2 separate regions of the Homo sapiens genome follow, and region 2 is linked to region 1. Evidence: chromatin loops called from intact Hi-C (ENCODE). Cell type or tissue: OCI-LY7. All regions are shown on one strand.

What was found. Peaks named below come from ENCODE experiments on the same cell type or tissue, not always from the same donor. Only the 100,000 strongest peaks of a DNase experiment are listed, where the experiment ranks them.
Region 2: it touches region 1 in a loop (5-fold over the local background); 3 of 110 quality-filtered maps call a loop at or near these places.

Annotation. Positions count from the first base shown.
Region 1 is chr19:16,441,072-16,449,071 of GRCh38, reverse strand. It overlaps EPS15L1 (epidermal growth factor receptor pathway substrate 15 like 1), which reads left to right. Exons shown (of 24, transcript NM_001258374.3): 2 at 6,853-6,894; 3 at 7,091-7,180. Among named protein-coding and RNA genes, the nearest start is that of EPS15L1, 27 kb to the left of the region's middle. RefSeq lists enhancers at 3,122-3,181, 3,292-3,371, 3,106-4,305, 4,408-4,587, 7,010-7,510 and 1 more. In OCI-LY7, CTCF peaks have their summits at 7,023 and 7,226 (motif pointing left); DNase peaks (open chromatin) are centred at 1,951, 2,751, 3,531, 5,291 and 3 weaker places; H3K4me3 peaks cover 5,907 bases; H3K27ac peaks cover 7,934 bases.
Region 2 is chr19:16,146,682-16,154,681 of GRCh38, reverse strand. It overlaps HSH2D (hematopoietic SH2 domain containing), which reads right to left. Exons shown (of 6, transcript NM_001382417.1): 2 at 5,807-5,958; 3 at 2,041-2,130; 4 at 1,474-1,639; 5 at 191-283. The coding sequence starts at 5,931. Among named protein-coding and RNA genes, the nearest start is that of HSH2D, 7.0 kb to the right of the region's middle. In OCI-LY7, no CTCF peak of the experiment used is centred here; DNase peaks (open chromatin) are centred at 551, 831 and 4,701; H3K4me3 peaks cover 1,577 bases; H3K27ac peaks cover 3,730 bases.

The DNA of each region.
Region 1 (8,000 bases):
GAACTCCTGGGCTCAAGCAGTCCTCCTGCTTTGGCCTCCCAAAGTGCTGGGACTACAGGTACGCACCACCATGCCTGGCTTGCCCATGTTCTAATTTGATTGTTTTCTTTTTTATGCTGTTGAATTTGAGAGCTCTCTAGTATATATTTTAGATAGTAGTCATTTGTTGGATATGTGCTTTGCAAACCTTTCTTTCTAGTCTGTAGCTTGCCTTTTCACCTTTTTATCTGGCTTTTTTTTTTGAGACGGAGTCTTGCTCTGTCACCCAGGCTAGAGTGCAGTGGCACAATCTCGGCTCACTGCAGCCTCTGCCCGCTGGGTTCAAGCAGTTCTCCTGGCTTAGCCTCCTGGGTAGCTGGGATTACAGGTGCACACCACTACACCCAGCTAATTTTTTTGTATTTTTAGCCATGTTAGCCAGGCTGGTCTTGAACTCCTGACCCCAGGTGATCCGCCTACCTTGGCCTCCCAATGTGCTGGGATTACAGGTGTGAGCCACCGCGCCCGGCCTTTCTCCCCCCCCCTTTTTTTTTAATACGGAATTTTGCTCTTATTGCCCAGGCTGGAGTGCAATGGTGCAATGGTGTGATCTCGGCTCACCTCAACCTCCATCTCCCGGGTTCAAGCGATTCTCCTGCCTCAGCCTCCCGAGTAGCTGGGATTACAGGCATGCGCCACCATGCCTGGCTAATTTTACATTTTTAGTAGAGATGGGGTTTCTCCATGTAGGTCAGACTGGTCTTGAACTCCCAAACTCTGGTGATCCTCCTGCCTCGGCCTCCCAAAGTGCTGGGATTACAGGCATGAACCACCACGCCAGGCCTTACATGGCTCTTTCACAGTGCAAACATAAAGTTTGTCTGCCAATCTTTCCTTTTGTGAATCGGGCTTTTGGTGTCAAGTCTAAGAACTCTTTGCTTTGCCCTAGATCCTGAGGATTATGTTTTACATTTGAATTCATGATCCACTTTGAGTTACATTTTGTACGAGGCATAAGACTTTTAGTTCGAGGCCCATGTTTTTCCTATGGATGCCGATTGCTCCAGTGCCCTTTGTGGAAAGGCTTTCCTTCCTCCTGAAATACTTTTGCACCTTTGTCAAGAAATCCACTGGGCAGATCTGTGTGTGTCTGTTTCTCAGATTCTACATTCTGTTCTGTGCATTACTGTCTGTGCCCGCCCCCTGCCAATACTCCACTGTCTTAACTACTCTAGCTATAGAGTCAGTCTTGAAATCAGGTAGACTGACTCTTTCCACTTTATTATTCTTTTTCAGAATTGTTTTAGCTTCTCTGCCTTTTTTTTTTTTTCCGAAGATGAAGTCTTGCTCTGTCGCTCAGGCTGGAGTGCAGTGGTATGATCTCGGCTCACTGCAGCCTCCGCCTCCCAGGTTCAAGTGATTCTCCTGCCTCAGCCTCCTGAGTAACTGGGATTACAGGCACCTGCCACCATGCCTGGCTAATTTTTGTATTTTTAGTAGTGATGGGGTTTCATCATGTTGGCCAGGCTGGTCTTGAACTCCTGACCTCAGGTGATTCACCCACCTTGGCCTCCCTAAGTGCTGGGATTACAGGTGTGAGCCAGAGTGCCTGGCCCTGTAATACTTAAATTACTAGTGAGATGGAACATTTTCTTTCTAACTTTGCTGCATCTCTTCTTTCTGAATTGCCTCTCTCTTTGCTCATTTTTAATTGAGATGTCTTTTTCCTTGTGATTTGGAAAAGCTCTCTTTTCACTTGCCAAGTCTTCTCCTTCTCTTGGTAACATTTACCTTAGCTCTGCTGTAGAAACCTCTGATGGAGCAGTTGGAGAGAGCTGCCCATCCAGTCCAGGAAGGTTAGACATACCCCAGCGTTTCCCTGATGCCTTTTGAATGTTTTGAGTCAAGTCCCAGTTCTGCCCCGTGCTTGCCACATGACTGAGCCAGGTTATCTCACCCGCAGAATGTGGGCCGGCCTGCTGGGAGGGCTGGGCTCACATTGGGTGATGGTTGTGCAAGGCCTGTGGGGGCCTCTAAGGGGAAGGCAGAAATGGAAGGATTATCAAGCAAGCTCTACTCCGGGCTATGTTTTTGCATCCATATGTTTTTCTAAGTAGGAACTCAGACTGAGATGTGTTTCAGTGTTATATGCCTAACTTCCTGCAAAACTTGGCAGTGGCATTGAAAAACATAGCCATTATGGGGTCTCAGCTTTCCTGGGGAAATGGCAGGTCATCGAAAACACTGGCTTTCAAGTCCATTTATATGCTCAAATTGAGTGTTGCCTTTTGACCTCTTCTGTTTAATAAAATGCTCCAGCACGTCATCACGGACGTGCATTTTCCCAGGCCAGCATATGCATGAGGCTGTCCTGTGGTCCGGTGCACAGCCCTGTGACACCTGGGCTGTCATTACAGGGTGCACAGTAGGTGAGGGTCTGACTCCAGGACCACCTATCCTGGGTGCTTCACTGACTGTTGCTCATTGGCTGTTGTGGTCCTGAGTAGGGCAAACTCAGTTTCCCCACCTGTCAACTGGACTAGTAATATTACCTGCCCTTTAGCGTTGTCGGGAGGATGAGAGGTACTGGATAGGAAACAAGGGATTATAGGTACTTCTCTGAACATTTTACAGTGAAAATGGATTGCTTTCCAAAAGTCATTTTGAACCAAGGCTGATGATCATTGGTTTGTTTTGCACAAGAGCGCGTACTTTGCTAGCAGAGTGAGAGTGAGAGTTTGGGCAGGAGGCAGCCAGGCATGAAGATGTAGGAGGCGTCCTGCCCTCGGCCACGTGCGGGGATCAGAGTTGGGTGAACCCTGCTTAGGAGTCGTTAGAACACAATCCTGAGACAGTTTCTCCTCCGAGGTGGTTCTGCTGGGTTTCTCCATCTCAACTGCTGTTGTCCTGGGTTACAGTTACAGGCGCTTGTGTGAATTGCGGTGTTTTAAAGCCTTCAGAGCAGAAGGATGTGAACTTGTCCTTCTCCTTGTGCCCCTCTCTCTGTCATCCCACTTGTAAATTGTTTCTGGGCTGGAGGATAAGTGAGGAGGCCACAGGAACTTTGCATGTTGTCTCTTAGCATTTTGAGTTAGGAAGAGCAACTGAAAGACCGAGCTGAAAGCTACACTGAACCTCATCAACAATTCACACACTGCAGAGGCGAAGATGGCGTCTTCTCAGCACAGTGGGCTGGGTCAGGAGAACACATCGGGTCAGCTCTGCTGCACTTCCTTCCATTCCTACGGCCATCCTGGTGCCACCTGCAGCCTCTTACGGTGCAGGCCTCATCCCCTGGTGCGTCCCCTCTCTGCTGTTGCCTCGGGCTTGGCCCCAGGCTCACTTTGGGGTCAGACATGGGTGGGCAGCTCCAGAGGCTGCTCTCAGCATACAGAGGGCTCTTTCCCAGTAGCTGTGAATCTTCCTTTTGGGGGCCAAGAGGTCTCTGCACAGGGGCCAGTGACAGACTGCCTGGGGCTGGGGATTTATGTCATTAGCAACATGTGTCTTCAGTTCTGTCGCAATGACATATCAGGGCAGCGTGCAGGTGTGAGTCCATTGTTCCTGGGAAGAAGCCTGGCATAAGAGGAAGTGGCAGTTGGGGCCTGGTGCTGTACCTTCTTTCTTCCCCCTTCTGCTTTTGCATATGCAAAACCTGACATATGTGTAATTAGATCAAAACCTCTGACCACTGTCATTGTTCCAGGTTACCCAGATGGACTCCCGTGGTGATGAGCAATGGTTGAGCCATACTCCCTGGGCTTTCCCTCAGCTGTAGGTCTTTTGAGAGTGACATCCGGTGGTCATCAAGTGTTCGAGCCGGATGAGCCTTTAGCATGGATGGGCAGAGGTTGGAGCTCTGGGCTGTGTCCTTCAGCGACTCTTCTGGATTAGTCCAGGCCTTGTTTCTCTTGGTTGCGGATCTTGTTGCTCATTAGCGCCTGGGAAGTAGAGCAGATATTTAATAACCCTGCATGCCTCAAAGACTGAAACTCTTTTTTTTCCACTGGAATCACAGTAGCTTGGAAACCTCTTTCCCTTGCTTCCCATGAGATTGTTAAAAAACTCGCCTGGGGCTGGGCGTGGTGGCTCATGCCTGTAATCCCAGCACTTTGGGAGGCCAAAGCAGGCGGATCACCTGAGGTCAGGACCAGCCTGGCCAATATGGTGAAACCTCGCTTCTACTGAAAATACAGAAATTAAGTGGGCATGGTGGCACGCACCTGTAGTCCCAGCTACTCGGGAGGCTGAGGTAGGAGAATGGCTTGAATCCAGGAGTCAGAGATTGCAATGAGCTGAGATTGCGCCACTGCTCTCCAGCTTGGGTGACAGAACAAGACCCTGTCTCAAAAAAAAAAAAAAAAACTTGTCTGGAAATGTGCTTCAGATCCAGACCTCTCTGATCATTGGCAGGAAGGGCACCTTTGTCATCTGAAGTGAGGGCCTCTGGAGTCTGTGAACCCATGGCAGGCGATGTGCTGTTTGCTGCCTAGACCTGACCACTGTCACCTTTACTGACAGATGACAAACAGCCTGCCTGCCTTGGCCTCCTTTCTGTGGGTCTTCTTCCTCTGGGGAGACATATTTTGGAAATAAGCTGGAGTTTGAGCCCAGAAGTTGACACAGGTGTGATGGCTGGACACTGTCATCTAACGAGGTTGTAAGATGCTAAGGGTGATAGCCACTCCTTCCTGTACCCCTCACCCAGGAATGGTGTCACTGCCTCCAAGCACGAGGGGGGCAGCCATCTTGGGGCTGCTGTTGCTATACACACTTACCTCCTATGTCTTTTCCATGATGTCTTTGTCTGTTTTAAAATGATGGCTCCTAAATCTCTGGCTTTTCTTGCTTTTTCATGTTATTCTAGTTTTTTCTGCCTTTTCAGTGTTTCCCCCTTTCTTTTCCTCTTTTTTTTTTTTTTGACTTTTTCCCTCTCCCCTTTCAGATCTTTATGCTATTTTCCTTCTATTTTCATTTTGTCATGGTAGTTTTCTCTGTACTTTCACTTCTTTTTTTTTTTTTTTTTTTTGAGACGGAGTCTCGCACCGTCGCCTGGGCTGGAGTGCAGTGGCGCGATCTCGGCTCACTGCAATCTCTGCCTCCCGGATTAATGCAATTCTCCTGTCTCAGCCTCCTGAGTAGCTGGGATTACAGGCGCACACCACCACACCTGACTAATTTTCTGTATTTTTAGTAGAGACGGGGTTTCACTATGTTGGCCAGACTGATCTTGAGCTCCTGACCTCGTGATCTGCCTGCCTCGGCCTCCCAAAGTGCTGTTTGGGATTACAACTTTCACTTCTTTATACATTCACAGGTGTTGGCGTCCCCCAGAGACGCTGACCATAATCCGGGCATTATTATTTTTTTCTTTTTATTTTTGAGACAGAGTTTCACTCTTGTCACCCAGGCTGGAGTGCAGTGGTACGATCTCGGCTCACTGCAACCTCCGCCTCCTGGGTTCAAGCGATTCTCCTGCCTCAGCCTCCCAAGTAGCTGGGATTACAGGTGCATGCCACCACGCCTGGCTAATTTTTGTATTTGTTGTAGAGATGGTGTCTCGCTTTGTCATGTTGGCCAGGTCTCGAACTCCTGACCTCAGGTGATCTGCCTGCCTTGGCCTCACAAAGTACTGGGATTATAGGCGTGAGCCACTGCGCCCGGCCTGGGCATTATTTTTAGCTTCAAATGACCCTTTGTAGCACAACAATATGCAAGTGGTGGGTGCGTATTGGTTCAAATCCAATGACTATAACTGGAAGGAGTCTACGTCCCCCTGGTTTTATTCATTGTGAGAAATCGTACAACAGCAGTCCCAGAATTTGTTGGATAAACACTGTAATCCTGCCCCCAAGATAGTCCTCTTTTCCCTGCCCAGTTCTATTCTCTTTAGCTGTTTACACATCCATTCTGTATAATTAGGTGTCATTGTGCATTCTTCACTTTTATCGCTTATTACATCAGCGGCAGGTTTGTGTGCTCTTTTTTCACCTCACTTACTAAAACACCAACGCACGTAAACTTTTACAGCCAGCATTTCAGGGACTGCATAATTCCCCACCAGGTTGGCACACTCCCCTGGGTGTCCCTCCCCTTCCCTGGGAGACGTCTGGCAGAGCTCAGGACACAGCGGGAAGTGTCTGGACTTGGCCGCCAGCCAGGCTGGATCCAGGTGTGGCCTCTGGTGGCCCCGATTAGCTGCGTGACCCTAGATGGGGAAGTGACCTCCAAACAGCGATGTCTTGGGGCTCTGAGGTGTCGGGAAATGGAATATCTTCAGTGCCAAGCTGAGGACACTGCACTTCCTTCCTTCCCTGGTGGGAACAGTTACTGGCCAGCGCTCTCCGGGCGCGGGCTGGTCAGTGTGCGTCTCTGAGCACTCAGGTAGCTGGAGGAGGATGGATGGGATGGTTGAGAACCAGACCCAGGCCAGGGAAACTGGTCGAAAGCTTGCAGGCCTGGTGATTTATGATAATGCGTGGAAACTTCTTTTCTGATTCCGGAGCCAGAGAACAATCTCAGAGGATAGAGTGTCCTTTCCCTCTGAGCTCTCCAGGAGCTGAAATCCCTTTGCTCAGTGAATGGAAATTGACACTGGGCTGCTGCTGCTGTTTCCTGAGTGACTATATTGTTTGCCCTAGAATCAGGATTTATTAAAGAACATTAAGCTTACTTTTTCTAAATCAGGTAAGCATAATAATATCTGTGTCTGAAGATAAACTGAATTCTGTGTTCAGAGGATGTTTAAAGTGCATGCATTTTGACTCTAACTATCATCATATATTTTGGTCATGACAAAATTGAGGGGGCAACCCTTTTTTTCCCCAAGGGGTTGTGTTCACTTTTGACCAATATCTGTGGTTTCATTTACAGATTCCCACTGGAAATTCGTTGTATGAATCTTATTACAAGCAGGTAAGTTTAGCTGATGTCTCTTCAGATGGAACTAGAGCATGCCTGAGCTGAAAGCACAGTACAGAATAGAAGCCCGGCTGAGCGGCCTTTTGTCCTTTTCTGTTCACTGTCAGCGGATAGTTAGCGTGGCGGGTGCCACTTCACCTGCTGCTGCATTTGCTGAAAAGTTATTTTGCCTCTTGGTCTCCCATTTCAGGTCGATCCGGCATACACAGGGAGGGTGGGGGCGAGTGAAGCTGCGCTTTTTCTAAAGAAGTCTGGCCTCTCGGACATTATCCTTGGGAAGGTATGTGAAGATGAATAGTGATTTCTCTTCTGTGGCTGCCCTCACAGCTCCCCCCGCAGGTCAGGGCCAGCCTGTGCAGGCCTCCTTCCATGGGGCCCGGCCTCCTGGGTAGTGGCCTGGTCGCTGCAGACCTCTCAGGCTGCAGCTGGTGGATCCAAATGCCCAGGTGGCAGCCCCCACCACTACTTTGGTAGCAGATAAGAAACCCGAGTACTTTTGGGGTCTTGATAGCTTGTGGACTTTTTTTTTTTTTTTTTTTTTTGAGACAGAGTTTCGCTCTTGTTGCCTAGGCTGGAATGCAGCGGCGCGATCTCGGCTCACTGCAACCTCCTCCTCCCGGGTTCAAGTGATTCTCCTGCCTCAGCCTCTTGAATAGCTGGGATTACAGGCACATGCTACCACACCCGGCTAATTTTTTTTTTGAGACAGTCTCGCTCTGTCGCCCAGGCTGGAGTGCAGTAGCGTGATCTCAGCTCACTGCAAGCTCCACCTTCTGGGTTCACGCCATTCTCCTGCCTCAGCCTCCCGAGTAGCTGGGGCTACAGGCACCTGCCACCACGCCCGGCTAATTTTTTGTATTTTTAGTAGGGACGGGGTTTCACTGTGTTAGCCAGACTGGTCTCGCACTCCTGACCTCAGGTGAATCGCCCACCTTGGCCTCCCAAAGTGCTGGGATTACAGGCGTGAACCACCGCGCTTGGCCACTTGCGGACTTTAGTTGGGGGAAGAAGGGTGTCATAAACACCATTGGCTTGGGAGCTGAGTGCACCTGGATGTCCTCTGGGCCCTGCCGCTGACTGGCTGTGCGCCCCTGGGCAGA
Region 2 (8,000 bases), 290 kb after region 1:
GCAGAAAGAGGACCTCAGATTGTAGTTTGAATTTTAATCTCGGTGTTGCAAAAGCACTGGAAAGGTTTAAAGCACCAAGCTGTAGGATCGCATTCTCATTCTAGAAGGAGCCTCCTCTGGAAGCTGTTGACCACCTCCACTCCTGCCCCTCAGCCAGGTGGGAGGTGCCAGCCTCCTGTCATATACATACCTCCTCAGGGGCAGACACCGGGCAGGCAGCTTCCTCGGCCACTGCGTTGGAGTAGAGGAAGAGATCCTCGTAATCCACGTTTGCGGGATCCTTCTGCAGGGCGGAAGGGGCCTGTAGCTCAGCACTAGGGAGGGGGAAAGGTCCTGCACGGACCCTGGAAGGCAGGTCTCAGGGACCATCCCTTGAATAGCAGTTTCTTAGTACCTAGGCCACGCCCACTAAGCGTTATAAGAAAATATGCCCCACCCACAGCCATTTCTTAGGGATTGGGACACACCCACTGAGCCTTCTAAAGAAAGATGCCCCGCCCATAGCACGTTCTTGGGAGCTAGGCCACACCCACTGAGCCTTCTAAGGAAAGATGCCCCGCCCACAACAGTTTCTTGGGCGCTAGGTCAGGCCCACTGAGTCCTATAAGGAAAGATGCCCCACCCACAGCAGTTTCTTGGGAGCTAGGCCACACCCACTGAGCCTTCTAAGGAAAGATGCCCCACCTACCACAATTTCTTGGGAGCTAGGCCAGGCACACCAAGCCCTATAAGGAAAGATGCCCTGCCCACAGCAGTTTCTTGGGGACTAGGCAACACCCACTGAGCCTTCTAAGGAAAGATGCCCCGCCCACAGCAGTTTATTGGGAGCTAGGCCACACCCACTGAGCCTTCTAAGGAGAGATAACCCCCCTCAGCAGTTTCTTAGGGGCTAGGCCACGCCCACTGGGCCTTCTAAGGAAACATGCCCTGCCCACAGCAGTTTATTGGGAGCCAGGCCACCCACTGAGCCTTCTAAGGAAAGCGTATTGGGAGCCAGGCCACGCCCACCGAGCTTCTAAGGAAAGATGCTCCACCCACAGCAGTTTATTGGGAGCCAGGCCACACCCACTGAGCCTTCTAAGGAAAGATGCTCCACCCACAGCAGTTTATTGGGAGCCAGGCCACACCCACTGAGCCTTCTAAGGAAAGCGTATTGGGAGCCAGGCCACGCCCACCGAGCCTTCTAAGGAAAGATGTCATTCCTTCAGATGAGCCAAGATTATACCTGGCACATGAACCCTTATAAAAAATCAGCCTGTTGACATGGGCCTGGAGGGCGGAGCCATGGGGAAGCAGGAACCACAACGGAGACCGCTGTGGGGGGCAGAGGGACTACTGGGGTGGGGCCGGAGGGGCCAAGGACCATGAGAGTGACAGAATCAAGAGGAGCTGATGGGGGCGTGGGAAACAAAGGGGTCTGGGGGGCTTGGCCCCAAGGAAATGGCTGTGAACCTTGTGGGTCCCCGCCCTCACCTGCCTGCAGGGCTGTGTCAGCAGCTCCCTGCGCGGCTCAATTGGCTTCTGCTGGTGGAAGGTGACCAGGGCGTCCAGCGAGGTGTGGGCCACCTTCTCCCCGGGGATCATGAAAGTCCCATCATCCAAGAGCTTCACCATGAAATGGCAGCAGCTGCTTTGGGCTCTGCGGAGACACTGCGGGGGCTGGGACATCCTACTCCCCCTCATCCCTGCCCCAAGTCCCCAGCCCTTGGGCCGGCAGCGTCACTGCTACAGCCAGACTACCCCAGGTTCCCATGCAGGCTTCTTCACTCACTGGCCATGCAACACCCAGCAGGTTACTAACCTCGCTGTGCCTCAGTTTCCCCCATTTATAACACAGGAGTACAAAGGCTGGCCTCAGATAAAACATGCCACTACGGACAAAAGCTTCACTCATTGCTTGGCTAGCAGCTCCCGTTCTCAGATCCACAGCCTCAGTTACTGCTGCTTTCTGAGAAGCTATGACATGAAGCACCCCTTGCCCCCTCCAAGGAAACCCAAGAGCCCACCTGCCCCTGCCCTGGATCCCGGCCCAGGCCTTACTTGTAGGAGAGTGTGTAGCCCACATGGCTGTGACTGACCCTGATGAGAAAGGATCCCAGTGGCTGTGACTCCAGCAAGTTCTCAGCATCCCTGGAAGGGCACACACAGAAAGGAAATGAAACAGTCCAGCCGCCCCACGTACCAGTTAGACTCCTGGGGCCATGGGATCATTCATGGAGAAGGCTGGTAGTTTTCATTTTTCTTTTTTCCTTTTTTTTTTTTTTGAGACAGAGTCTCGCTCTGTCCCCCCGGCTGGAGTGCAGTGGCGCGATCTCAACTTACTGCAAGCTCCGCCTCCCGGATTCACGCCATTCTCCTGCCTCAGCCTCCCAAGTAGCTGGGACCACAGGCGCCAGCCACCACGCCCGGCTAATTTTTTGTATATTTTAGTAGAGATGGGGTTTCACTGTGTTAGCCAGGATGGTCTCGATCTCCTGACCTCGTGATCCGCCCACCTCGGCCTCCCAAAGTGCTGGGATTATAGGTGTGAGCCACCGTGCCCGGCCTCTTTTTTCCTTTTTTTTTTTTTTTTTGTTGAGACAGAGTCTCGCTCTGTCTCCCAGGCTGAGTGCAATGGCGTGACCTTGGCTTACTGCAGCCTCAACCTCCTGGGTTCAGGTGATTCTCTTGCCTCAGCCTCCTGAGTAGCGGGGATTACAGGCGCCCGCCACCATGCCCAACTTTTTTTTTTTTTTTTTAGTAGAGACAGGGTTTCACCATGTTGGCCAGGCTGGTCTCAAACCCCTGTCCTCAAGTGATCCGCCTGCCTCAGCCTCCCAAAGTGCTGGGATTACAGGTGTGAGCCACTGTGCCCGGCCTGTTTTCTAAATGAACAAACACCCCAAACCCATCTTTTTTTTTTTTTTTTTTTTTTTTCAGCTGTGGCAGACCTTGGGCTATTCAGGGATTAGGGATGTTCCCCCCGAGGAGCTAGGAGGCGTCTGATGACCTTGATCTCAGGCCAGACCTCCTCCCATCTCCCACAGCCCCTTCCCAATGCCTGGAATCCCCCGATTAAGGCACCTTTGGGTGGATCAAGGTGTCACAAGTAACAAAGAAGGACCTGTATGCTCAGATGCATTCGAGTTCATAACCCAGCTCTACTGTCCATCAGCTGTGTGACCTCAGGCAATCGTCTCTCCCTTTCTGACCTTCAGCTTCCTCAAGGGGAGAGTAAACTCCACTTCCAAGGCTGCTGTGAGAACAGAAAGAACTTGCAACATAAGCATGACAGCTGCTACCTGGTAAGTGCTCCCAAAATGTTTGCTGTTATTATTACTATTATTCTCTCTCTCTCTCTTTTTTTTTTTTTTTTTGAGTTGGAGTTTTGCTTTTGTTGCCCAGGCTGGAGTGCAATGATGCAATCTTGGCTCACTGCAACCTCTGCCTCCCAGGTTCAAGCTATTCTCCTGCCTCAGCCTCCCAAGTAACTGGGATTACAGGTACCCGCAACCACGCCCAGCTAATTTTTTGTATTTTTAGTAGAGACGGGGTTTCACCATGTTTGCCAGGCTGGTCTCGAGCTCCTGACCTCTGGTGATCCGCCCGCCTCGGCCTCCCAAAGTGCTGGGATTACAGGCGTGAGCCACCGAAATCAGTCTATTTTCTATATTATTACCATTATTATCTGGAGTTCACAGAGAGGAAGGCCGCCTTCTGTGGGACAAGCTGGGGAGACTTTGGTCCTGCACTGTTCAATACAGAGGCCACTGGCCTTTTGTACTGATTTCCAAAACAACACAAAAAAGGAACATATGCTGTTTCATGAATTGTTTTTTGTTTTTGAGACAGGGTCTTACTCTATCACTCAGGCTGGAGTGCAGAGATGCAATCATAACTCACTGAAACCTTGAATTCCTGGGCTCAAGAGATCCTCCCACCTCAGCCTCCTGAGTAGCCAGAACCACAGGCATGTTCCACACGCCTGGCTAATTTTTTTAATTTTTTTTTTTTTTTGAGCTGGAATCTTGCTCTGTCACCCAGGCTGGAGTGCAGTGGCATGATCTCTGCCTGCAGGGTTCCAGCAAGTCTCCTGCCTCAGCCACCCGAGTAGCTGGGATTACAGGCACGTGCCACCGTGCCCAGTTAATTTTTTTTTTTTTGAGACGGAGTTTTACTCTTGTTGCTCAGCCTGGAGTGCAGTGGCACGACCTCAGCTCACTGCAATCTCCGCCTCCTGGGTTCAAGTGATTCTGCTGCCTCAGCCTCTCGAGTAGCTGGGATTACAGGCATGCGCCACCACGCCTGGCTAATTTTGTATTTTCAGTAGACACAAGGTTTCACCATGTTGTCCAGGCTGGTCTCAAACTCCTGACCTCAGGTGGTCTGCCAGCCTCGGCCTCCCAAAGTGCTGGGATTACAAGCATGAGCCACTGCACCCAGCCTAAAATTCCTTTTAGAGATGGAGTCTCACTATGTTGTCCAGGCCAGCCTTGAACTCCTGGGCTCAAGCGATCCTCCCGCCTCAGCATTCCAAGTAGCTGGGATTAAAGGTAAGTGCCAGTGCAGCCAGCTGCTTCTTTTAATATAACTACTAAAATTTTTTTAAATTGCAATGTGCAACTCATGTTATATTTCTGTTATTCAGCAAGGCCCCAGAGCTCAGAAACCATGACCAATACTACTTCCTCTCTGTGGCCTTCACAGAATTTTCTCAATTTCCTGCATGCAGAGAGTGGCCATAAATATTTTTTCCTCCATTTAGTTAGAGCCGGGCCCACATCCTCAGAGCTCACAGTCTGAGGTAGAAAGGGCACATTGGGGCCAGGCACGGTGGCTCATGCCTGTAATCCCAGCACTTTGGGAGGCCGAGGCCGGCAGATCACTTGAGGTCAGGAGTTTGAGACTAGCCTGGCCAACATGGTGAAACCTCGTCTCTACTAAAAATACAAATATTAGCCGGGTGCGGTGGTGCATGCCTGTAGTCCCAGCTACTCATGAGGCAGGAGGATTGCTTGAACCCAGGAGATAGAGGCTGCAGTGAGCCGAGATCGCGCCACTACACACCAGCCTGGGCAACAGGAGCGGAACTCTGTCTCAAAAAAAAAAAATAGAAAAAGAAAAAAAAAGAAAGGGCACATTGGTTGTATCCTGATGGGTTGAGAGCAGCTGCTTGGAGTACTGTGTTCAGAAAGATTCTGGCCGGGTGCGGTGGCTCACGCCTGTAATCCCAGCACTTCGGGAGGCCGAGGCGGGTGAATCACTTGAGGCCAGGAGTTTGAGACCAGCCTGGCCAACATGGTGAAACCCTATCTCTACTATAAACACAAAAATTAGTCAGGCTTGGTGGCATGTGCCTGTAATCCCAGCTACTTAGCAAGTTGAGGCGGAAGAATCACTTGAGTCCGGGAGGCAGAGGTTGCAGTGAGCCAAGATTGCACCACTGCACTCCAGCCTGGGTGACAGAGTGAGACCCTGTCTCAAAAAGAAAGAGAGAAAGATTCTGAGGCTGCATGCTGCCATCGTTGATTGGTAATGCTTGGCCTGGGCGAGGTGTGGGGTGCTGCCAGGTCCCTGGCAGTGCTGGTCTGTTGGCCACTTGTATAGAGAAAGCTGAGGCTCAGAGAGAGCAAGTAACTTGCCCCAGGTCACACAGTGAGCCCAAAGAGGTGGCAGGATTCAAGCCTGGGAGCCTGGAGCTCATTTTAGCCTCTTGCCACACTGAGCTGAGCCAAGTCCAGAATTCTGCAGTTAAAAGCTGCCCAGGGTAGGGACAGACAAGGACAGGGTGGGGAGGGCAGGGTGGAGGGTGTGGGTGTGTCCTCACTCTCTTGAGATTGCACCATGGAACCACTCGGGGACCCCGTCTTGGGCCAGCTGGCCCATCTGGGTGTGCACAAACCAGTCCAGCCGTGGGGGTAGCGGTAGGGGCAGCTTCCCGGCCTCTGTCATAGCTTCCTGGGGTGGAGGGAAGGTCACCTGGGTAGAGAAGGGAGGGAAGACAAGAATCAAGCTTGATGCACCTCTTATCTTTGCTCTATTCTTGAAGCTTGTGGTGCCTCCTCCTTTGAGAAGTCCTCCAGGGTGGACAGAGCAATGGACTTAAAACTGGCTTGTGGCTGGGTGTGACGGCTCACATGTGTAATCCCAGCACTTTGGGAGGCCAAGGTGGGAGGATTGCTTGAGCCCAGGAGTTCCAGACCAGCCTGGGCAACATAGTGAGACCCCCATCTCTACAAAAAATTAAAAAATTTGGCCAGGTGCGGTGGCTCACGCCTGTAATCTCAGCACTTTGGGAAGCCAAGGTGGGTAGATCACCTGAGGTCAGGAGTTTGAGACCAGCCCGGCCAACATCATGAAACCCTGTCTCTACTAAAAATACAAAAATTAGCTGGGTGTGGTGGTGGGCACTTGTAATCCCAGCTACTCCGGAGGCTGAGGCAGGAGAATCACTTGAACCCGGGGGGCAGAGGTTGCAGTGAGCCAAGATCATGCCACTGTGCTCCAGCCTGGGCGACAGAGTGAGACTCCTCAAAAAATAAATAAGCAAATAAATCAATAAAATAAAATTTAAAAATTAGCTGGGTGTGGTGGTGCATGCCTGTAGTCCCAGCTACTCAGGAGGCTGAGGTGGGAGGATCCCTTGAGCTCAGGAGGATATGGCTGCAGTGAGCTGTGGTTGTGCCACTGCACTCCAGCCTGGGGAACAGAGCAAGACCATGTTTCAAAAACAACAACAACAAAAAACTGGCTTGTGTGGCTGGGCGTGGTGGCTCACGCCTGTAATCCTAGCACTTTGGGAGGCCAAGGCAGGTGGATTACCTGAGATCAGGAGTTCAAGACCAGCCTGGGCCACGTGGTGAAACCCTGTCACTACAAAAATACAAAAATGAGCTGGGCACAGCGGCCTGTGCCTATAATCACAGCTACTTGGGAGGCTGAGGCACGAGAATCACTTGACCCCAGGAGGCGGAGGCTGCAGTGAGCCGAGATTGCACCACTGCACTCCAGCCTGGGCAACAGAGTGAGACTCCGTCTCAAAACAAAACAAAACAAAACAAAACAAAAAAAAAACCACTGGCTTGTGATTTTTTGGGCACCTACTATGTGCCTGATAGTTTTTACACATTCATTCATTGGCTCATCCCCAAAGGCCTTCAAGGACTTTTCCTTTTATTCTTCTTATGCCATTGTGTTTTTTTTCTTTTTTTTTTTTTTTGAGACAGGGTCTCACTCTGTCACCCAGGCTGGAGTGCAGTGGCCCCATCTTGGCTCACTGCAGCCTCGACCTTCTTCCCTCAAGTGATTCTCCCACCTCAGTCCCCCAAGTAGCTGGGACCACAGGCATGTGCCACCACGCCTGGCTAATTTTTGTATTTTTGTAGAGATGGGGTTTCACCTTGCTGCCCACATTGGTCTCAAACTCCTGGACTCAAGAAATCCACCTGTGTCAGCCTCCCAAAGTGCTAGCATTACAGGTGTGAGCCATTGTGCCCAGCCTTTTATGCCATTATTGCAAGGACTAGAAAGTTCATTTTATAAATAAATGTTTTGAAATTTAAGAATAGAGTATTTAGAGCTGGGCATGGTGGTTCACGCCTGTAATCCCAGCACTTTGGGAGGCTGAGGCAGGTGGATCACCTGAGGTCAGGAGTTCGAGGCCAGCCTGGCCAACATGGTGAAACCCCATCTCTACTAAAAATACAAAAATTAGCCAGATGAGGTGGTGGGTGCCTGTAATCCCAGCTACTCAGGAGGCTGAGGCAGGAGAATTGCTAGAACTCAGGAGGCAGAGGTTGCAGTGAGCCAAGATCGCGCCATTGCACTCCAGCCTGGGGGGCAGAGTGAGACTCCATCTCAAAAAAAAAAAAAAGAGTAGAGTATTTAAATATTAAGTAAATATCAAGGCCCCTGGAGGAATAAGGAAATGACAAAATGGCAAGTGAACGAAATAAACAGCTGACCCAACGGTGGTGGTCAAAAAGGGTTGCCCTGATTTCTTTCTTTCTTTTTTTTTGAGA